Linked DNA regions of Homo sapiens: region 1 is linked to region 2. A link is a loop called in an ENCODE intact Hi-C map of the cell type or tissue named here. Cell type or tissue: CD14-positive monocyte. All regions are shown on one strand. Links, peaks and the distances in the headings refer to the core of each region. The heading gives the core; the rest is flanking DNA. Region 1 holds the start of LOC124903649 (a long non-coding RNA gene). Region 2 overlaps NDE1 (nudE neurodevelopment protein 1).

Region 1 (11,961 bases), core at 4,738-9,737, 60 kb after region 2:
TGTGTCAGGCTCGCTACAAAACTTCATTAAGTTTCTTTTTCTCTCTCTGCAAAAATGTAGCTAATTTCTCCCCTGTCTATTTCACAGGATTATTGCAAAAATTATATAAGAGGATCCCACCGTCTGGGTTTTTTTCATCATTATATTCCTTGTGCCAAGCACAGGCCTGCTGCATAGTAGATACTAAGTAAATATTTGCTGAATGAAGACATAAGTAATGTTAAGTGAAAATACTTTATAAACTAGATTATACTGTGAATGTTAGCTCACTTTCAGGATTTGGCTTTGAAGAAGTTTGAGAGAATGTTTAAGTTATGAACACTGTGAATATCACAGATTCTTACGATTTTGAGAGGAGTTTTTTGGGGGACATAAAACCTGTATCTAATAGGAAAGACAAGAATCGTAATTTACTATCAGTGGTAGCAGTTAAATCCATCTCCAAATTAACCACTCCCAATAGTGTGTAGTAGGTAATGTTTACTTTGTATTTACAGAGTAGGGAGCATTTTGGTTGGCACAAGAGATACAGTGGTGAAAATAGACAGTGGGGTTCATTTATCTAATTTTTTTTTTCTCTGTAATGCAGTGGCGGGGAGAAATTAGCCACATTTTGCATAGGAGGAAACAGAAACTTGAAAACAAAAATTTTTTTAGAGATGGAATCTCACTCTGTTGCCCACGCTGAAGGGCCAGTGGCACAATATAGTTCACTGTAGCCTCAAATTCTTGGGCTCAAGAGATCCTCCTACCTCAGTCTCTCTAGTAGCTGGGACTAGGCGCATGCTGCCACACTATGCTAATTTTTTGAACTTTATTTTATTTTAGAGCTGTGATCTTGCTATATTGCCCAGGCTGACAAAAGAGCCACGTAGTAAATATAGGCTTTGTGGGCCATACAGTCTCTTTGCAGAGACTCTCTTTGCAACTCTGCAATTGGAATGCAAAAGCAGTCATAGGCAGTATTTAAGTGAATGAGTGTGTCTGTGTCCCAATTAAACTTTATTTATGGACACTGACATTTTAATTTCATGTAATTTTGTTTGTTGGTTTTTGAGACAGGGTCTCACTCCGTCGCCCAGGCTGCAGTGCAGTGGTGCAATCACAGCTCACTGCAGCCTTGACTACGCAGTCTTAGGTGATTCTTCCACCATAGCCTCCTGAGTAGATGGGGCTACAGGCATGCACCACCACGCTCAGCTAATTTTTTGTAGCCATGGGGTTTTGCCATGTTGCCCAGGCTGGTTGGGAACTCCTGGGCTCAAGCAATCCACCCACCTTGGCCTCCCAAAGTGCTGGGATTGCAGGCCTGAGCCACGGTGCCTCGCTTGCATTTATTGTTAAGACCTGTAAGAGTGTTGTTGCTCTGGCGTAGATATAACACATCTGCGACTTGAGATTTTTCTATCAGTTAGATTTTTGGTGGTATATCAGATTGCACTTTCATCATTAGTAAACTAAGAAATTGGTTCAATTTGTTCTGTAGCAAATCAAATTCAAAGTCCACAGAGGCCACTTAGTTTGGACTTTTCATGCTCAGATCAAGAAACCAGTGCAAGAAGTTGCTCTTAAGTCAATTTTAAAATCTTACATATAGTTGTCAATGAGGATGTGGTGGTGGCTCTTTTACTCAGATTAGATGCTCTCTTCTGTTAACTTTTGACTTTCCTGAGCAGCATCTTTAGGGAGAGAGAGCCGAAAAGAATTCAGAAAAACTGTAGAAAAAATTGATTCCAGCCAAGTGAGGAGGTGAAGTCTCACTCTGGAATATGCAAGTTTCCAAGATATGGCTACCTCTCTCAAACATGGTTACATGTGGAAAGGAAACAAGACTCATGGAGAGTTCATTTTTTATTTGAAGAGCTATGAAACATGAAGAATGGCAGATTATAGATTTTTTAAGAAATCAGGTTGTTGCAGTTAGATTTTAAGCATAAACAGTCAACCAAGTTTACCAAATTTTATTAACCCGTAATATGCTCTGATATTTTGTGTTTTTTTCTTTCTTTATTTTATTATTATTATTTTGTTTGTTAAGATTTGAATTGTTGGCCGGGCGCAGTGGCTAATGCCTGTAATCCCAGCACTTTGGGAGGCCGAGGAGGGTGGATCACTTGAGGTCAGGAGTTCAAGACCAGCCTGGCCAACTTGGTGAAACCCCATCTCTACTAAAAATATAAAAATTAGCCAGGCATAGTGACAGGCTCCTGTAGTCCCAGCTACTCTGGAGGCTGAGGCAGAAAAATCGCTTGAACCCGGGAGACGGAGGTTGCAGTGAGCTGAGATCGTACCACTGCATGCCAGCCTGGGCGACAGAGCGAGACTTCCTCTTGAAACAAAGATTTGAATTGTTGAGAGCCATAGGACTGTAAATATAGCTGTGGTTTCACATTTTAGTATGTTGTAAAATTTGTACTTATGCAAGGAAATAACACTGAAATCTTACTCATTCTTAACAGGGTGGAAGAATGAAAGAAAAGAAAGATGAAAGGATGTTGAATCACTTTGCATGGCTGTATGATGGAAGGAAACGGAACTGAGAACTCCTGCAGTAGAACACGTGGATGGCTTCAACAAGATAATGATGCTAAGCCATGGCTTTGGAAATTCTCTAATTGCTTTTCTCGTCCTGAGCAGACGCTGCCACATAGTCCCCAAACGGTAACTATATGCAAGACTAAGGATGTAGCAGATTCCTCATCCAAATAGATGAGAGAGGTCCATTTGGTCTGGGATACAGTCTCTCATCCTAGAGTCTGTGCCACATTTTTCTGTAGATCTTGCCTGTATTGCCTCTTATACCACATTATAATGTGAGAGCACAGCACAATTTTTTAACTCTTCTATTTCACTTTGAGTAACAGTAGATGCCTTGAATATTTAATGTTAAAATTTGGGAAAGATTTCTTCCTCATTAAAGTCACAGGTAACAAAGATTAAAAATCCACATTGTGGAGTAAAATCAGAGGAAAATACAAAATATGTTGTATTTTACTGTAGCCCTCTTGAGTTTTGAGTCTATAATCTAGGAAGGGTTGGGAAGAGCTTATCCACTGCCTGTTTTTTATTTCGAGATTTCTCTTGAATATTTACTTCTCAGTATACATTTATGTCTCTAACTTCTTGCTTACTCATTGTGATTTTGACATTTTCTTTTTTTTTTTTGAGGTGCAGTCTTGCTCTGTGGCCCAGGCTGGAGTGCAGTGGTGCGATCTCGGCTCATTGCAACCTCTGCCTCCCAGGTTTAAGCAGTTCTCCTGCCTCAGCCTCCTCAGTAGCTGGGATTACAGGCCTGTGCTGCCATGCCTGGCTAATTTTTGTATTTTTAGTGGAGACGAGGTTTCGCCATGTTGGCCAGGCTGGTCTTGACCTCCTGACCTCAAGTGATCCTCCCGCCTCAGCCTCCCAAAGTGCTGGGATTACAGGCGTGAGCCACCGCGTCCAGCCAATTTTGACATTTCCTGACTTCATGCACTCATGTTACCACCTTTCTATTTCTTATTTTCTATTGTATGTGGGATTCAAGTGAGACTGTAATATAATTTTATATAAGGGTATTAACAACTTTTATTTGATTTTATTTTTTGAGACAGAGTCTCGGCTCAGCCCCCTAGGCTGGAGTGCAGTGGCACGATCCGGGTTCACTGCAACCACTGTCCCTAGTTCAAGGGATTCTCCCGTCTCAGCCTCCCTAGTAGCTGGGTTTACAGGCACTCGCCATTATGCCTGGCTAATTTTTGTATTTTAGTAGAGATGGGGTTTCACCGTGTTGGCCAGGCTGGTCTTGAACTTCTGACCTTAGGTGATCCACCCGCCTCGGCCTCCCAAGTGCTAGGATTACAGGCGTGAGCCACCGCGCCTGGCCGGGTATTAATAACTTTTTAAAAACCAGTTTAATTCTCTATTTTCTCTAGGTTTTCACTATATAGTTGTCTTTGTTGCAAGACATCAAGTAATTTGGGTCATTTTAGGAGTGTTTTATTTTAGAGACAGTTGACAGTGAGGGTTGGCATCAAAAGCAAGGCTTCCTGGGATGGGGTGGTAGATCTGGTCCTCATGGAGTCACACAATTCAGAATTACACGGTCAACTTTACAGATCTTGAAACTCAATTTTGTCAGTGGCATGCAGAATGGAGTAGGTTCAGGGGATCAACTCATAGTAAGCCTGCCTGTATGAGCCTGATCTGTATAAATCAGAATACCAGTGTGTTAATTTCAGTCTGAACTATAATTACCAAGAGGGCAGTTCATTGGCTGGTCAGCCCGTTGCTGTTATCTCCCTTTTAGGGAAAGTTTAGCTGAAAATTCACATTTCTTCCAGATGAGCCTATGCTCCCAGGTGAGTGTAGAATCACAGCAAAGGGAGTGGAATTTTAGGCGTCAGATGGACCCTCATATGCTGTGAACGGTGAGCACGTCTCAGTCACTGTAGCAGGGCCCCCTCTTCATCTTAATGTCTCTTGCAGTCAGCCTGTGAAGGCTGATGAATTCAGTCCCCTTTCAGTGGCTAGGTACTGTGCCAGGTGGTCTATGTGCTCTATCTTATTTTATCCTCCTAGCAACTCTAGGAGGTATATTGTATTCCCAGTTTATGGATGAGGAAACCAAAGTGTAGGTTAAGTAACTTACCCAAGGTCATACAACTATTGAGTATCAGATTCTAACCCAGGTCTCTGCCACTGATGCTCTGCTCAGAACCTTTGTAATATACTGGCTTCCTGTGTCTGTGTTGGAGTCATGTGGCAAACTATTTGTCTTGGATCTTTTTCTTGGATAGTTTTCTAATTCTCTAAATCTTTTCACTGGCTGCAATATAATTGTCATTATGGCTTTAGGTCATGATATCTTAGGGTTTATGAAATGTCATCAGCAACACGGATGGGCCATCTGGGTAGATGGCTGATCTCATCTGTGTTTGAAACTTTACTCTTTTCCTTTGGGGGATCTTACTAAAACCCCTTATGGCCTGACCACAGAACTATTAAGTATTGTCCTCAAACCACTGTGTGTGTTAGCCATCTTTATTGAATGCTGTTTGTGAGGGGTTGTTTTCATACCACCTATTTTGTCTTCAGAAGATTCTGTGAGGCAAGGGGAAATTACCAAAAGGAAGTTACTGAGGCATGGTGGCTGCTAAAGATGTAAACAGGCCCTCCCACCCCAGTCTGTTTCAATTCAGGAAGAATGTAGTCTTAATTTTAGTTGTGTGTTCCAGTGTTCATGTCCTGCAGACCTCTCTGAAGAATGTTCCTGGTTTTAACTAGCTGTGATTCCATTTTGTTCAGTTATGATTTAGTGATGTAACAGAATTGAACACTATTTCTGTTTGTGCATGCAGTAAGATATGAGTAACCAAAAAACCACGGACCTCATAAAATTAATTTATGTTCTGATTTTCTTTTCTCAGAAAGAGTACATGGAGAACAAGAAAGTTGCTGTGGAACTAAAGGATGTACCATCACCCCTTCATGCTGGCTCTAAGCTTTTTCCAGCAGTCCCACTTCCTGATATTCGTTCTCTTCAGCAGCCTAAAATACAGCTTTCTTCTGTCCCCAAAGTAAGCTGCTGTGCTCATTGCCCTAATGAACCCTCCACTTCGCCAATGCGTTTTGGTGGTGGTGGTGGCGGTAGCGGAGGTACCAGTAGCTTGATTCACCCGGGCGCACTGTTAGACTCGCAAAGCACCAGGACAATCACGTGTCAGGTAGGGTCAGGGTTTGCTTTCCAGTCTGCATCTTCACTCCAGAATGCCTCAGCTAGGAACAATTTGGCAGGCATTGCAAGTGACTTTCCCAGCATGTGTCTAGAGAGTAACCTGTCTTCCTGCAAACACCTGCCCTGTTGTGGAAAACTCCACTTCCAGTCATGTCATGGTAATGTGCACAAGCTGCATCAGTTTCCGAGTCTGCAGGGCTGCACCTCCGCTGGCTATTTCCCCTGTTCTGATTTCACAAGCGGGGCTCCAGGGCATTTGGAAGAGCACATTTCACAGTCGGAGCTAACGCCTCACTTGTGCACCAACTCTTTGCACCTTAATGTGGTACCTCCGGTTTGTTTAAAGGGCTCACTTTACTGCGAAGACTGTCTAAACAAGGTTCGTATCTTTTTATTTCTTAAGTTGGGTGCAGCTGAGGATTGAGGAATGACTTTTGAAGTGGATTTATCTTGAAAAGTATTATACATGGGGTTGAAGATTCTCCCATGGTATAGGGGAATCTCCCCATCAGCATAATTTTTGCTGGTTCTGAAAGAAACAAAGGGTAAGATGGGAGATCATTCAAAAAAGTAGAGAGTCATTATTTTTGTAGTTTATACTTTTAGAGCCTCTTGTTGCAAACAAGAGGTTGGCAAAGCCTTCGTGTTCTATGTTTAAAGGCTAAAGCACGATGGATTTTTTATAACTTACATTCAGCTTACACATGGGCCCATTCATGTAAGGTAGATAACTGCATGTTGTCTTTTTGCAATAATGTGGGAAACCTGAAGCTTGGCCTCAGTCACATTGGTGTTCAAGTGAGACTTTGCTACCCTTTATGTAAAATATGTGTGAGGTCTTCGTTGCAGCAGACTCATGCCCCAGAATGTAAAGATCTGACCACGTGAATATCTTTCTTGATCATGTCAAGTCACTTCTGGAAATGAATTTATGAACTGATAGCTAATGGTTCTTGGAAAGATTATTTGAAAGTCCTTTTTATTAGAGGCTAGCAAGTGGAAAGGTAAAACACTTAGAGTGTATTTTCAGTTGTTGTATATAACTCCAGCTTCTGAAATGATGTATCTGACACCTCCTCCTTTTTAAAAAAAATTTAAAACAGCCAGCAAGAAATAGCATAATCGATGCGGCTAAAGTCTGGCCAAATATACCACCTCCAAATACTCAACCTGCACCTCTTGCTGTCCCTCTGTGTAATGGCTGTGGAACCAAAGGAACAGGGAAGGAGACCACGTTGTTATTGGCGACCAGTCTAGGCAAAGCTGCTTCAAAATTTGGTAAATGACAGTATGGCATAAAATGTGCATATTTAAATAGCTTTCAATATCTCATACTAACATTGCATTTAATCACCTTTGAAGGATTCCTTATGGTTCTAAAGCTACTGTGTATGTGAGTCTCCAATTCCATATCTTGGTAGAAATCTTTTTATTATTATGGACCAGGAAGTCATTTGCCCTTTATGTTGGGCCGAGGCTATACACAGAAGCTGTGTATAGAAAAATTGGTAGTATATCAGGAGAAATAAAAGTGCTGGAAAAGACTTGGTGTCACCTTAGGTTGGAAATCACACTTGTTGATGGTATACTCCCTAGAAGTGCTTAGAACAATTTACTAATGGCTGATTAAAAACAGTATTTGAAAACCAAAGAGTTCTCAGTTAAAATAATTTCCCTAAAAAGTAGTTAATGCGACGTTTTGAAAACATTTTTAAAATATTAAATCAGATGTTAATGCAGCGTTAACTCAAAATCAACGACAGTAACAGCTTCACCCTTTGTCAGCTCCTCAGTGTTGGTTACTACCAAGTAGGTAGATAAGTGTGGGCTAAGCTTGAAAGTCGGGTCCTGGAGCTGCAGTATCCGGTCAGTTAGTGTGCTTGTGTTCAGAGAAGCATCACTGCTTAATGTCAGAGTGGCTCATGCTTGGAGGTGGATTTATTGTGGGCTTAAAGTTACTTGACTTTTAGATTTGTCTTCTCCTGAAAAACAGAAATAATCTCTTAGAGTGATACTTTTTGACAGCTTGATTGCTTATTAGGTCAACCAGTGAGGTTGGTAGCCTTAAAACTTGGCATTCATTAATAATTTAGTTTTTCTACCACTGAGAATGATAGGTAGTTTATTATCTTATTGTAACTTGCCATTTATTTTCCACTACAAGTAATTGAAAATGTTAACATTTCTTAAGGGTCACCAGAAGTTGCAGTAGCTGGACAGGTGCTAGAAAACTTACCCCCCATTGGAGTTTTTTGGGATATTGAAAACTGCTCCGTTCCCTCTGGCCGGTCAGCAACTGCTGTTGTGCAAAGAATCCGTGAGAAGTTTTTTAAAGGCCACAGAGAAGCAGAATTCATCTGTGTATGTGACATCAGTAAAGAAAACAAGGAAGTTATTCAAGAGCTGAATAATTGCCAGGTAAAAAAAAAAAATTTAATAATTTTAATCTACAGTAGAGGAATAAGCAGATATTTGTTTGTTTGTTTGTTTTGAGACAGAGTCTAAGTGTCACCCAGGCTGGAGTGCAGTGACGCATTCATGGCTCCCTGCAGCCTCGAACCCTGGGACCCCAGTGATCCTCCCACCTCAGCCTCCCAACTAGCCAGGATCACAGATGCACGCCATCATGCTCGGCTCATTTTTTATTTTTTGTAGAGACGAGGTCTCCCTATGTTCCAACCAGAAACAGAAACTAAGAACCCATGACTGTATTCTGTCCCTTGGACACCCCTGGATGGCTTTCAGGATCCAGGGTTAGGTGGTGGAGGCTTGTCTCAAACTCCTGGGATCAAGCAGTCCTCTTGCCTTGGCCTCTAAAAGTGCTGTACGTGTGTGTGTGTGTGTGTGTGTGTGTGTGTGGTGTTTTTTTTTTTTTTAGAATTCTGATTGAAAATTTGTTTAATGATATTGCATTTGTGCCAAGTTTTCAAATAAAATAAATTAGCAAAAGATCACTTCCAAAGTACTAGAAATAATTTAATCATTCTTTCAGTTATGCTCCCTAATTTATATTTTAGTTCTATACTGGTATAATGGTTATATATGTATTATTTCCTTTGATTTTCATTACTGCTCTTTGAACCAGGCACGTAGAATATATAATTCACAATTTACAAATTAAACTAAGGCCCTGAGAGGTGAAGAAACTTGTTTAAGATCACTTGGCCAGGAAGAGCAAAGATCCAAATCTAGATTTGTCTGACCCCCAGAGTCTGCTTTTAAGCTGAAACTAGAATTTGGGTCTTTTGACTCTTAGATAATTAATTATATTGATAGTCCATATTGCTTGTCTAAAATGATATACCCATGTTCTTTACAAAAACCAGCAAGTTATTATTGTGTATTGCAGGTGCCTGAGGCAACTTTCTCAAAATAAACCTTTCCTTCCTTTGGGGACTTATATGCGAGCCTGATAGTTTTAACAGAAATAAATGCATTTTAGCTCCCTTAGGGGATATCCTCCCTCCTCTCTCTACCACCTCACCCCAGATCCTGAAAGCCATCCAGGGGTGTCCAAGGGAGAGAATACAATCATGGATTCTCAGTTTCTGTTTCTGGTTGGGCTAGTAAAGCACCTTCCTTATCTCTCTTTTCTGCTTATTAGTAGGGACGGAAACTAAAAACTATGGCTTCCAGCTGCTAAAAGCCCAAAACAAAACAAAACAGAAAACAACAACAAAAGGCAGATTGCACAAGCTTGCATGGGTAGCATGGACAGTTGACATAAAACACAGCCTTAAATCTTATTTTAGTCATTTGTCTGATCTTTACCACCTCCAAATTGTTGGCAGAAGCTATTAGAGCAAATTTAACTGAGTTCAAATTTCACTTCCTATATTCTACTTATTTTCTGAAAGGAGGATGAAAGAAATGCAAAAACAGAAGATTGGAGATGAGAGCAGGGTTAGTCACAAACCCAGTTCATATCAAGAACCAATGTTGAGATTACTGAGATCTGTTGTAATTTTTTACCATTCCCAATAGTAATAAGAATTTTTTTCTCAAGAATTACTTATTAAAATATGGGCAGACATCAGTGATAGACTGGATAAAGAAAATGTGGCACATAATACACGATGGAATACTATGCAGCCATAAAAAAGAATGAGATAATGTCCTTTGCAGGGACATGGATGAAGCTGGAAGTCATTATTCTCAGCAAACTAATGTAGGAACAGAAAACCAAACAGTGCATGTTCTTGCCTTATAAGTGGGAGTTGAACAGTGAGAACACATGGACACAGGGAGGGGAAAAACACACACTGGGGTCTGTCTGTCGGGGTTGGGGGAAGGGGAGGAAGAGCATTAGAACAAATACCTAATACATGTGGGGGCATAAAACCTAGATGATGGGTTGATAGGTGCAGCAAACCACCACGGCACATGTATACCTATGTAACAAACCTGCACGTTCTGCACATGTACCCCAGAACTTAAAGTATAATAAAATTTAAAAAATAAAAAATATGGGCAGAATGTGTAGCAATTTTCTAGCCTCAGCTCCTGCTTATTCACCCTTATTATAAATTAATGCAGGTAACCGTTGCCCACATCAATGCTACTGCAAAGAATGCCGCTGATGATAAACTGCGGCAGAGTCTCCGCAGATTTGCAAATACACACACTGCTCCAGCCACAGTGGTTCTTGTGTCAAGTAAGTACAGAAACATCTGCTAATTTCAGCTAAACTCACTGTGTGGGAAATTATCATAGAAGCCAGCAACATGTGAAAGTAAAATGTATCCCCAAAGAGGCTGAAGTACATGAGACATGTTTATGGTTATTGTTGAGAACTGTTTAGAAAAAAAATTGGGTCTAGGTGGATTTCTGTATTTCCTCCTTGGAACTTGAGTTATTGTGGGACCAGGTTTATTTTTTATTTTATTTTTTTGTTTATTTATTTTGAGATGGAGTTTCGCTTTTGTTGCCCAGGCTGGAGTGCGATGGCGCAATCTCGGCTCACTGCAACCTCCGCCTCCCAGGTTGAAGTGATTCTTCTGCCTCAGCCTCCCAAGTAGCTAGGATTACAGGCATGTTCCACCACGCCCAGCTAATTTTGTATTTTTAGTAGAGATGGGGGTTTCTCCAGTTGGTCAGGCTGGTCTCAAACTCCTGACCTCAGGTGATCCACCCTCCTCGGCCTCCCAAAGTGCTGGGATTACAGGCGTGAACCACCACGCCCGGCCGGGACCAGGTTTATTAAAGAAAAATGTGATTTTTTTTTTTTTTTTTACCTTGTGCTCAGTATTAATAATTTTTAAAGTTTAAGTTAATTTTCAAATTTGAGTCTCCCCAACATATTTGCTCCTTTTTAATACTGAAAGTAACATATGTGTCTTGGAATTCTTTTGGTAAGATTGTCTTACATTCTTCTGATGTGAAACGTGTTTCTTTCCTAAGAAACGGGGGAAGCAATTTTGAATATAGTCCAGCCTTTCCTTTCTTCTCAGTGGGTGTCAATAGAGTTGTCTGTCTTTGTCAAGTGTTTCTAATGTTTGGGGATGGGGTTGGTCTGTACCTTTTCTTTCAGCTGATGTCAATTTTGCATTGGAACTTAGTGACCTGAGACACAGGCATGGTTTCCACATTATTTTGGTCCATAAAAACCAGGCCTCAGAAGCACTGCTGCATCATGCTAACGAGCTGATCAGATTTGAAGAGTTCATTTCCGACTTGCCCCCCAGGTTACCACTAAAAATGCCAGTAAGTGGGTTTGCGTTATTTTTGCCATTTTCCAATATTACATTGTGGAGGCTGAAAGACAGCCCATAATAAGGGGGTTGCCAGGCCCAGATGGGGCTGTTCTTTGTAAGAGGTGGGTTAGATTTTGAAGTAAGGCTTAGAAACCTTCGGTTCTTCTCACAAATATACAGATAATTGGTATGTATGAAGTTTGCTTTTATTTATTTCAAAATATCATATGAAATTGACTTGTAGATTTACCTTCCCAACTTGCCAGTGTCTTCAAAGCTAGCAGTGTTTTGTGTCAGGTGGATAGAAATAACGGATTAAAAGTCATGATTCTTTTTGCTTCCAAGTATTATGGGTAGAGAATATGGCGAGGGTTCTCACATACTTGTGTGGTTGGCACCAAATAAGTGGAGTCAATTGTGCATTTTTTTCGGTATTTAATCCTTAAGCTTCAGCGGGCCTCTGAGTCTGTGCTTTCTATTGTGCATTCCCTGTGGTGCATGGACACAATTAGCAGGAGTGGTTATTGCTCCACCTGTGTGTAGCCTGTTTAT
Region 2 (11,961 bases), core at 3,356-8,355:
CATTTACGGAGACTTGGGACATTAAAAACACCTGTCAAGACCAATCAGGGGCCAGGCACGGTGGCTCAGGCCTGTAATTCCAGCACTCTGGGAGGCTGAGGCGGGAGGATCACTTGAGGCCGGGAGTTCAAGACCAGCATGGCCAACATGGTGAAACCCCGTTTCTCACTAAAAATACAAAATTAGTGGGTGTAGTGGCACACTCCTGTAGTCCCAGCTACTTGGGAAGCTGAGATAAGAGAATCGCTTGAACCTAGGAGGCGGAGGCTGCGGTGAGCCGAAATTGCACCACTACACTCCAGCCTGGACAAGACAGGGCAAGAGCATGACTCTGTCTCAAAAAAGAAAAAAAAAAAAAAGACCAATCAGGACCTCCGCTTGGGTTAGTGCAACACAATGGGGCATGGGAACGATGGCTCATGCTTGAAATCCCAGCATTCTGGGAGGCCGAGATGGGAGGATCACTTGAGGCCAGGAGTTCAAGACCACACTGGGCAACATGGCAAAACCCCGTCTCTATTAAAAATACAAAAAATTCAGCCAGGTGTGGTGGTGGGTGCCTGTAATCCCAGCTACCTGGAAGACTCAGGAACAAGAACCGTTTGAACCCAGGAGGCGGAGGTTGCAGTGAGCTGAGATCACGCCACCACACTCCAGCCTGGGTGACAGAGCAAGACTCTATCTCAAAAACAACACGGTAGCCTCATCACCGACAACTTAGAGCCCTTCCCAGAGAGCCCCTTTTGTCCCTCTTTGCAATGCACACGGTGGCAGGTAAGGATGAAAAGACATTTCCCAGGGACAAACCCCAGAGCACAGGTGATGGCCTCGGTCATTGGCTTGGGCCGCAAAGCTAACTAACTATGGTGACTGCTCTTATTTCTCAAACTAACTTAAAACAAAAACCTAGTGTAAAAAGACGACAAAAGGTAACGACTTCCGCACCAACACCAAGACCTTCAGCTTCCGTGGTTTTCCTAAAGCAACATCTTGACTACCCCCTGGGCTGACGGCAGCGGCGATGAAGACATGTGTGAAGGCGGCTTCCCAAATTCCAGGCGCTTCCCCAACCTTCAGACAGAGCAAACCAAATTAAGCTGACATAACAGCTGTGACAAACTGGCTAGCACCGGGGCCCAGAGAGTTATAAGGGTGAACATCAAGAGTCAGGAGCAGGGTCTCACAGGGTCTCAATTTTCTCTCCTGTGAAATGAAGAAGAGGACACTGGCTACCTGGCTCTCAGATTCCAAGGTCACACAAAACGCCCAGTCTCAGACCCACTAGAAAAATCCATCTCTTACCTATTGTTTGTTTGTTTTACAGCCTACGCAACATAGTGAGACCCTGTCTCTATGAAAAATGCAAACAAAAATTAGCTGGGTGTGGTGGCCTGCATGTGTAGTCCCAGCTACTTGGTAGGCTGAGGTGGAAGGATCGCTGGAGCCCAGGAGGCGGAGGTTGCAGTGAGCCGAGATCACACCACCGCAGTCTAGCCTGGGTGACAGAGTGAGACCCTGTCTCCAAAAAAAAAAAAAGGCCAGGCATGATTGCTAACGCTTGTAACCCCCAGCACTTGGGAGGTCAAGGTGGGAAGATCGCCTGGAAAATTAATCTGAAAACTCACCTCTAGAAATCTCAATGAGAAGCAGACTACAGTCTCAGAGGTGTATTCTCAAACTCAAAGCCAGGAGGTTTGAGACCAGTCTGGGCAACATAGCAAGACTGTTTCTATAAAATATAAAAAAAATTAGCCAGGGGTGGTGGTGTGCACCTGTAGCCCCAGCTACTTGGGAGGCTGAGGCAGGAAGATGGCTTGAGCCCAGGAGGACGAGGCTGCAGTGAGCTATGGTCGCACCACTGCACTCCAGCCTGGGTGACACAGCAAAACCCTGTCTCGTAGAAAGAAAACAAACAAAAATTAATTTTTTTTTTTTTCTTGAGAAAGAGTCTCACTCTGTTGCCCAGAGTGGAGTTCAGTGGTGCAATCTTGGCTCACTGCAACCTCCACTTCCTGGGTTCAAGTGATTCTTGTGCCTCAGCCACCCAAGCAGCTGGGACTACAGGCATCCGCGACCATGCCCGGCTAATTTTCGTATTTTTAGTATAGATAGGGTTTCACCATGTTGCCCAGTTTGGTCTTGTGAACTCCTGGCCTCAAGTGATCCACCCACTTCTGCCTCCCAAAGTGCTGGGATTACAGGTGTGAGCCACTTCACTGCACCTGGCCTAAAAATCCACGTGTAAAGGTCTCAAAGTTATGTGCATGCCATGGAAAATATTCTTAATTTCCTGTCACGTGTCTGCTACAAACCCATCAAATTCCTACGGCTTGGGGCCCAGAGAGATGGTAGTCACACACCTTGCAGAATTCCTGAATCTGAAAGCTGCCCCTTTTTTTTCTGAGACAAGGTCTCGCTTCATCACCCAGGCTGGAGTGCAGTGGCTGGGAACACGGCTCACTGCGGCCTCAACCTCCAGAGCTCAATTGATCCGCTGCCCTCAGCCTCCCAAAGTGCTGGGATTACAAGTGTGAGCCACTGAGCCTGGCCCTGATTTTCTTTAGGCAAGAAAATTAATGACACTGTTAGAGATCAGATCTGCACTGTCCCATCGGGTGGCTGGTTTCAGGAACATAGTCTGGGCTAGAAGTTAGTGCCAGTTTCTCAAAGGTTCTACAGATTTAAAAAGAAAAAAAAGGGCTGGTTGCAGTGGCTCACGCCTGTAATCCCAGCACTTTGAGAGGCCGAGGTGGGTGGATCACAATGTCACGAGATCAAGACCATCCTAACACAGTGAAACCCCGTCTCGACTAAAAATACAAAAAATTAGCTGGGCATGGTGGCACACGCCTGTAATCCCAGCTACTCAGGAGGCTGAGGCAGGAGAATTGCTTGGACTTGGGAGGCAGAGGTTGCAGTGAGCTGAGATCATGCCACTACACTCCAGCCTAGGCGACAGAGCAAGACGTCTCAAAAAAAAAACAAAACAAAACAAAAAAAAAAACTTCAGGGGAAGCAGAGCCATGACTGATGCTCAATTCCCCAAATAAGGGCTTTATTTTTATTTAACTAATTAATTAACTTTTTGATATGGAGTCTTGCTCTGTCACCCAGGCTGCTGTGCAGAGGCACAATTTTGGCTCACTGCAATCTCTGCCTCCAGGGTTCAAGTGATTCTCCTTCCTCAGCCTCCTGAGTAGCTGGGACTATAGGCACATGCTACCATGCCTGGCTCATTTTTCTATTTTTTTTGGTGGAGATGGGGTTTTACCAATGTTGCCCAGACTGGTTTTGAACTCCTGACCTCAAGTGATCCACCTGCCTTGGCCTCCCAGACTGCTGGGATTACAGGCGAGCGTCACCACACCTGGCCCAAATAAGGGCTTTTATACAGGACATTCTCACAGTGTAACCGTGAGTAGCAGCTGTAGAATCAAATGATAAAAATGACCTTCTTGGCCAGGCATGGTAGCCCACACCTGTCGTCGCAGCACTTTGGGAGGATGAAGGGTGAGGATCACTTGAAGCTCAGAGTTTGAGACCAAACTCGGCAACATGGCAAAACCTGTCTCTAGAAAAAATACAAAAAATTAGCCGAGCACGGTGACACGCACCTGTACTCCCAGCTACTCGGGGGACTGAGGTGGGAGGATCGTTTGAGCTGGGAGGCAGAGGGTGAGCCATGATCCTGCCATCGTATTCTAGCCTAGGTGACAGAGTGAGACCCTGTCTCACAAAACAAGACCCTCTCTCTAGCCCTTTGTTCAAGCCACAAGACACCACCTAATGCTGCCTGCAGGGAGCAGAGGAGAGGATAAGGTTTGCTGAAATAATCCTATAATTTAAAAAGACACATGGCTGTGGGCTGGGGGTGAGTGTCTCTTGCCTGGGGCAGGCGGGTTCTCCCCGCCAGCGAGAGGTTTATTAGAAGGTACTGACCCCTTATCACCCAAAGGCACGCTGGTGCTGCTTGGCCGTCTCTCCCCGCCATCTCTGTTCTTGCTGCTCCGCCCAGAGGCTGGGCCACCTGTTCGGTTTGGGGACTGATCGTACACGAGGTTCCGGCAGGAAGCGAGTTTGGACTCCAGTGCCTGGACAGAAATACACTTTTATCTCTCAAGTTATAGGCAAGGACTATTCTGTCTTACCAGAGCCTGTACAGAAGAACGAACCCCAGACAGTGGTTCTCAAACTGTTGTGCACTGGAATTCCAAGGTGGGACCCCAAGAGGAATCCAACGTATATGCCAGTCTCAGAACCAAGCACCTTAAGTATTTGGGAGCTGGCTGGGCACAATGGCTCACACCTATAATCCCAGCACTCTGGGAGGCCAAGGCAGGAGGATGGCTTGACATCAGGAGTTTGAGACCAGCCTGGGCCACAAAGTAAGATCCCATCTCAGTTTTTTTTTTTGTTTTGTTTTTTACTTTTTTAGACGCTGTGTCACCCAGGCTGGAGTGCACTGGTGAGATCACAGCTCACTGCAGCCTCAACCTCCCAGGCTCAACCAATCCCTCCCACCTCAGCCTCCTGAGCAGCTGGAATTATAGGCATCCGCAATCATGCCCAGTTAATAAAAAAAATTTTTAATGCAAAAAATTTTTTTTAATTACGAAAAATTTTTTAAAATGTTTGGGAGCTGCCTGGAAAAAGATCACGGCTCACTGCAGCCTCAACCAATCCTTCCACCTCAGCCTCCTGAATAGCTAGGACTATGCACAATCATGCTTGGCTTAAAAAAAAAAAAAAAATTCTTTTTTAATTACAAAAAATTTTTTAAAATGGGAGCTTTCTGGAAAAATCACTAACCTACCAATTATCCAACTCCGCTTGTAGGAAGTAGGAAATCCACTTCTGGAATCCTTCACCCTTTGGTTTACCTTGTTAAACCTCTGCAGAATGGCAAGAAGTTTGGTAAGGACTTGGTCTGGCTACAACAGACCCTGAGGAAACCAAAAGGACACTGACAGCACCCCAGGCTTCTCTATACTCCAACTAGGCTAAATACTGAAATGCAGACCTGCTTCTAGAATAGCAAACCAGACAGCCAAAAACCAGAAGTAAAAACAAAAGAAATGAGTTGCAAGCTTCTATTAAGTTGTAGCTACAAATACACTGTGTACAGTGACAACTTGGTAGGAGTTAAATTATGTGGCCTTCTAGGCATCATTTTTAAAAATAAACTACAAAGAATACCTATGTTTTTACTTAAGCACAAAAGGATCCCTCCCTGTAATTAACATAAAAGCTGAAAGGCCAAATTCTTTGCCCTAGGCTTTCAAGATTTTTTTTTTTTTTTTTTTTGAGACCAAGTCTCACTTTGTCACCCAGCGGTGCGATCTCAGCTCACTGCAACCTCCGCCTCCCGGATTCAAACAATTTTCCTGCATAAGCCTCTCAAGTAGCTGGGATCGCAGGTGCCCACCACCATTCCTGGCTAATTTTTGTATTTTTAGTAGAGATGGGGTTTCACCATGTTGGCCAGGCTGGTCTTGAATTCCTGACTTCAGGTGATCCACCCATCTCGGTCTCCCAAAGTGTCAAAATTCACTTAAACCCCAAGAAACAAACCAAAAAAAAAAAAAAAAAAAAAAAAGGTGGCAGTTTTTTTCTCTTCTGAGACAACGTCGTGCTGTCACCCAGGATGGAGTGCAGTGTTGGAATCTCAGCTCACTCAGCCTCAACCTCCCAGGCTGAAGCAATCCTCCCACCTCTCAGCCTCCTGAGTAGCTGGGACCACCAGTGTACACCATCAGGCCTGGCTAATTTTTGCATTCTTGTAGAGGCCAAGTCGGGGCAGGGGGTTTCACCATGTTGCCCGGGCTGGTGTCAGACTCCTGAGCTCAAGTAATCTCCCACCTTGGCCTCCCAAAGCACTGGGATTACAGGTATGAGCACCCGGCCAAAAGAGAAGGCAGTTTCCAAGTGCTCCTTAATTTTTCGAGTTAAGGAAAAAACACACATATCACCCTAATTTCCCAAATTTCCTAGAGGAAAAACGGTAAAAGGAAAGAGACATACATAGGGTTCAGAGCAGGGCTTCGAGTCAGAGCTCTGAGTGTCTGGCAGTAACTCCCACAGGAAGCTCTAATGATTCCCAGGGATGCTAAAGGAGCAGCCACACCTAAAACTCACCACACTGCTATGAAAGGGGCTGGACGCATTGGCTCATGCCTGTAATCCCAGAACTTTGGGAGGCCAACCTGGGAGGATCACTTGAGGCCAGGAGTTTAAGACCAGCCTGGGCAACACAGCGATACCCACATTACTACAAAAAAATGAAAGTATCAGCCAGGCATAGTGGCGCACACCTGTGGTCCAAGCTCCTCGGGAAGCTAAGGTGAGAGGATCGCTTGAACCCAGGATTTTGAGGCTGCAGTGAGTTGTGATCATACCACTACACTCCAGCCTGAGCAACAGAGCAAGACCCTGTCTCTAAAAAAAAAGAAAAAAAGAAGAGAGGGAAGGAACTAGATCAACCCCCTTCACACATCCTGAAAGACAGGCAGGAAGGCACCAAACGCCAGGAAAGTGTGGTCTTACCCCGACTTTCCGCAGTAGGTCTCCCACAATGTTGAGGGCTGATATCCGGGCCGCAGGTGTGAGGGGGGTCCCCCCGGTGGAGTCGTCCAGGCCTGGGTGTGCAAAGGGAAGAGCATGTAACTCACCAACCTATAGTCATGTCTGTGCGTTAACATCGCTAGATCCAAAACCACGGGACAGGAGGGACACTGACGCCTTTCCTCGGATCCCAAAAGCTACCCTATTTCTTTCCGTAGTTAACCGCATCACACACCCAAGGCCCGTATGACAACCAATTTTTCAAGTCCTTGTGATGACTGCAACAAATACTTATTTTTACATGTTAGTCTTGCTCTGTCACCCGGACTGGAGTGCGGTGATGTGATCTCAGCTCACTGCAACCTCCGCCTCCCAGGTTCAAGCGATTCTCCTGCCTTGGCCTCTTGAGTAGCTGGGATTATAGCCATGTGCCACCACACCCGGCTAATTTTTGTATTTTTAGTAGAGACAGAGTTCCATCACGTTGTCCAGGCTGGTCTCGAACTCTTGACCTCAAATGATCTGCCCGCCTTGGCCTCCAAAAGTGCTGGGATTACGGGCGTGAGCCACCATGCCTGGCCTTTAACAAATTTTTTTTTTAATAGAGACAGGGTCTCACTATGTTGCCCAGGCTGATCATGAACTCCTAGTTTCAAGCGATCCTCCCACCTTGGCCGCCCAAAGGGCTGGTATTTACAGGCATGAGCCACCGTGCCCAGCCACATTAGTCTTTTTAAACAAACCCAAAACAAATCCTTTTGAAATTGTAGAAAATCCATATAGTTAATTAACATAATGGCATCTGTGATAGATACAAGAACTATAGACAGGATGATCCAGCTTTACAAGGGTCCCGCTCTGCAGAGCCTCTCTTCTCCAAGTGGGGTCCATGCACCAGCAGCACATGAGAACTGTTAGAAATGCAGAATCTCTCGGCCAGGCACAGTAGCTCACACCTGTAATCCCAGTGCTTTCAGAGGCCGAGGCAGTTCGATCAGTTGAGGTCAGGAGTTCAAGACCAGCCTGGCCAACATGGCAAAATCTTGTTTCTACTAAAAATACAAAATTAGCTGGGCATGGTAACAGGTGCCTGCCTGTAATCCCAGCTACTCGGGAGGCTGAGGCATGAGAATCGCTTGAATCCAGGAGGCAGAGGCTGCAGTGAGCCAAGATCAATGCCGCTGCACTCCAGCCTGGCCGACAGAGCAAGACTTTGTCTCAAAAAAAAAAAAAAAGAGAGAAAGAAATTTCAGGCCCCACCCAAGACCCACTTGATCTGAGGTACATTCTACCAAGATCCCCAGGTAAGCTACATGCATATTGAAGTGTGGAAACATAGCCAGGCATGGAGTTGCATGCCTCTAGTCCCAGCTACTCAGGAGGCTGAGGCAGGAGGATCACTGGAGCCCAGGAGTTGGAGGCTGCAGTGAGCTATGATTGCACCACTGCACTCCAGCCTGGGCCACAGACCAAGACTGTGTCTCTAAAAACAACAATGAAATAAAGTATGCAAAATGGCTCTAGACTGGGGCTAGGCACAGTGACTCATACATGTAATACCACCACTTTCAGGGGCTGAGGCAGGCAGATCACCTGAGGTCAGTAGTTTGAGACCAGCCCGGCCAACATGGTGAAACCCCATCTCTACTAAAAATACAAGATTAGCCAGGCATGGTGGTGGGCACCTGTAATTCAAGCTTACTCAGGAGGCTGAGGCAGGAGAATCACTTGAACCTGGGAGGAGGGGGTTACAGCGAGCCAATATCGCACCATTGCACTCCAGCCTGGGCAACAGAGCAAAACTCCATCTCAACAAAACTAAACAGAAGGGCTCTGCACCGGAATTCTAGAAGTCTCACTGGTCTCTTCATGCCCAGGGGACAAGCTAAGGGATAAGGTAGTAGATGGTAGGGTAAGCCCTGGAGCCTGCCTGCCTGGGTCTGAATCCCAAACCATCTGCCATTCAATTGCTTCATGACTCTGCTTAACTCAGAGCCTCACTTTCATCAAACGGGGACAGCACCTGCATCCTGGGCCTGCGGCGAAGGCTGCAGGCTGGCCAGCACACACTGAGCACTCCTTAACTGTCTGTTATTAATATCTGCTGTAAAAGGCCTGATCGGAAGCTGTCAGCAGAGGGGCTGGGGTGAGAACTGAGATTCTTTTTTTCTGCCCATGCAGCACACGTTACGCTGAGTCTAGCTCTCGGTGGATGTATTACTAAACCCACAGAACGCTTTTTACTTTTTTGTATTTGGTCAGTGACATTTCAAATTTGGGAGGTTTTATATTCAACAAGAGGATTTTTGACCAGGCGCGGTGGCTCACACCTGTAATCCCAGCACTTTGGGATCAGCCGAGGTGGGCGGATCACTTGAGTCCAGGAATTTGATACCAGCCTGGGCGACATGGCAAGACTGTGTCTCCACCTAAAATACAAAAGTTAGCCAGGTGCCTTTAGTCCCAGCTACTCCGGAGGATGAGGTGGGAGAATCACTTGAGCCCACGATGAAGAGGTTGCAGTGAGCCAAGATCACGTCACTACACTCCAGCCTGGGCAACAGAGTGAGATCCTGTCTCAAAAAAAAAAACCCAACAAAAAAAAAGAGGATTTCTGGCTTTGAAGAATGGAAAAAGCTGCAGATGAAGGGCCAATCCTCGTAGCTGCAGAGTGGCAGCCACCCGCTCTGGGTGGGGTTTCCATTTCATCAGACTCCACTACTGCCTCTTACCCAGTCCTCACTGATCTCAATGCCCATCCCCAAGAACATCCCAGTCTACTCTCTGCTCAAAGCCTGAGAGCAAATCAGGCTCTGAGCCTGATGCAAATCATCACACCCCCAGGACCCACCCCAGATTCTTACCCAGAAACACTTTGTGAACCGAGAAAATCCTGCAATTCCCACTCCCCTTACCACGTCTGAAGCTCCCAGGTGTGTTTAAACTTGAGCTGGGTCCTCGGTGAGCAATGGGCGTGGACGGCACGGAGCCCGTGGCCTGCACAGCTGTGTCTGTCCTCTCAGCTTCCACTGAGCTGGGCATGGGGGTCCTGGGTTTCTCCTGCTTCTGCTGCACGGCCAGTTCCTGCCGCAAATCTGTGCCAGAAAAAGGATTCAGGAATTCAAGTCCTCAGCCAGGCGCAGTGGCTCATGTTTATAATGCCAGCACTTTGGGAGGCCAAGGCAGGTGGATCGCCTGAGGTCAGGAGTTCGAGACCAGCCTGACCAACATGGTGAAACCTCATCTCTATTGAAAATACAAAAATTAGCCCAGCATGGTAGTAGGCACCTGTAATCTCAGCTACTCAGGAGGATGAGGCATGAGAATCATTTGAACCTGGGAGGCCAGGGTGGCAGTGAGCTGAGATTGCTCCAGCGCACTCCAGTCTGGGTGACAAGAGCAAGACTACGTCTCAAAAAACAAAAAGGGAATTTAAGTCCTTGCTTAGGGTTGGTGGGGTGCAGGGAGAGAGGTTCAACAGTAGATACCAGTCAGAAAAAAGACCTACTGGGGTGAAACACTCCAGGTAGAAACCCCAAATAAAGGGAAACCCACAGGACCTTGCCTAGCAGACTTGGAACTCTACAGGATGTTTCTCTTGACTAACAAAATGGTTTCAGATTTTTAAAAAGCTATGACAGTGACACACTAATGCTTTTATTATTGAAAAAACAATTCCAACATAGCAGTGTATTTAGAACACTAAATGAAAATATGCCCGGGAGCAGTGACTCATGCCTGTAATCCCAGCACTTTGGGAGGCTGAGGTGTAAGAATCACATTAATCCAGTAAGTCGAGGCTGCAGTAAGCCATGATCATACCACTTCAGCCTGGGCGAGAGTGAGACCTCTGGCTCAAAAAAAAAAAAAAAAAAAAAAAAAAAAGAAAAAAAAAAAAAAAGGCCAGTTGCACTGGCTCAAGCCTATAATCCCAGCACTCTGAGAGGTCGAGATGGGAGGATTGCTTGAGGTCAGGAATTTTCAGGCCAACATGGCAAAACCCCGTCTCTATTAAAAATACAAAAAATTAGCCATGCGTGGTGGTGAGCGCCTGTAGTCCCAGCTGCTTGGGAGGCTGAGGCAAGACAATCGCTTGAGCCTGGGGGACAAGCAGTGAGTGCAGTGAGCTGAGATCACGCCACTGCACTCCAGCCTGTGTGACAGAGCAAGACTGTCTCAAAAATAAATAAAGTATGCTTTCCAGACTATCCCCAAATGCTCCTCCTCACTCATCATCACCATAACATGTGGGAGAGCTTTTCAACCATTGTTCTCTGAATTTTTTTTTTTTTTTTTTTTTGAGATGGAGTTTCACTCTCTTGCCCGGGCTTAAGTGCAGTGGCACAGTCTCGGCTCACTGTAAATCTGCCTCCCGGGTTCAAGTGATTCTCCTGCCTCAGCCTCCCAAGTAGCTGGGATTACAGGCACGCACCACCACACCTGGCTAATTTTTGTATTTTTAGTAGACACAGGGTTTCACCATGTTGTCCAGGCTGGACTCTAACTCCTGACCTCAGGTGATCCACCCACCTTGGCCTCCCAAAGTGCTGGGAATACAGGCGTGAGCCACTGCGCCCAGCTGTTCTCTCCATTTTCAAACATAAACTTTATACATATGTATGTATCTACTGAGCATAAAACAAGAAAATTTTTTATTAAGCATTACTGGAAACATACAATATGTTGTCCTGTGTATGACTTACTCTCCCCACTTCAGTGGTATGTCTTGGCAATGATTTTTGTTTTAGAGACAGGGTCTGACTCAGTCACCCAGGCTGGGGTGCGGTGGCACAATCATAGCTCAATGTAACCTTGAACTCCTGGGCTCAAGTCATCCTCCCACTTCAGCCTCCTAAGTAGCTGGAACTACAGACATATGCCACCAGGCCTAATTTTTACAATTTTCATTTTTGTAGAGATGGGGTATCACTATGTTGTCCAGGCTCATCTTGAACTCCTAGGCTCAAGCAATCCTCTTGCGTCCGTCTCTCAAAGCACTGAGATTACAGGCATCAGCCACTGTGCCTAGCCTTGGCAATCTTTCTACCACAACATTTCTATCTACTGTTCATTTTAACCATTAACATTTCACAAAATACATCTATGTACTTCATTTAACCACTTCATTACTGATGGACATCTAGGAACAACTACTTTATTAAACTTAAGAATTTTTACTTTTTATCCCCCACCTACTGGTTACACATTAGAAAGCAAATCGACGTTATAAATAATTAATTGGGCCAGCAACAGTGACCCACCCCTATAATCCCAGCACTTTGGGAGGCCGAGGCAGGCAGATCGCCTGGGGTCAGGAGTTCAAGACCAGCCTGGCCAACATGGTGAAACCCCATCTCTATTAAAAATATAAAAATTAGCCAGGCATGGTGGTGCACACCT

The links. A loop is a pair of places that touch in the nucleus more often than their neighbours do. Peaks named below come from ENCODE experiments on the same cell type or tissue, not always from the same donor. Only the 100,000 strongest peaks of a DNase experiment are listed, where the experiment ranks them.
Region 1: a loop joins it to region 2, with 2.0 times the contacts of the local background. A loop is called at or near these places in 38 of 110 quality-filtered maps.

What each region holds. Positions count from the first base shown.
Region 1 is chr16:15,629,790-15,641,750 of GRCh38, reverse strand. It overlaps MARF1 (meiosis regulator and mRNA stability factor 1), which reads left to right. Exons shown (of 27, transcript NM_014647.4): 2 at 2,460-2,661; 3 at 5,409-6,095; 4 at 6,820-6,994; 5 at 7,908-8,134; 6 at 10,253-10,370; 7 at 11,247-11,419. The coding sequence starts at 2,518. It overlaps LOC124903649 (a long non-coding RNA gene), which reads right to left and starts at 7,741. Exons shown (of 2, transcript XR_007065003.1): 1 at 7,492-7,741; 2 at 5,953-6,245. In CD14-positive monocyte, for the core only: no CTCF peak of the experiment used is centred there; no DNase peak of the experiment used is centred there; H3K27ac peaks cover 2,813 bases.
Region 2 is chr16:15,688,839-15,700,799 of GRCh38, reverse strand. NDE1 (nudE neurodevelopment protein 1) reads right to left here. Exons shown (of 9, transcript NM_017668.3): 6 at 9,477-9,656; 7 at 6,544-6,635; 8 at 3,940-4,091. Among named protein-coding and RNA genes, the nearest start is that of NDE1, 45 kb to the right of the region's middle. In CD14-positive monocyte, for the core only: no CTCF peak of the experiment used is centred there; no DNase peak of the experiment used is centred there.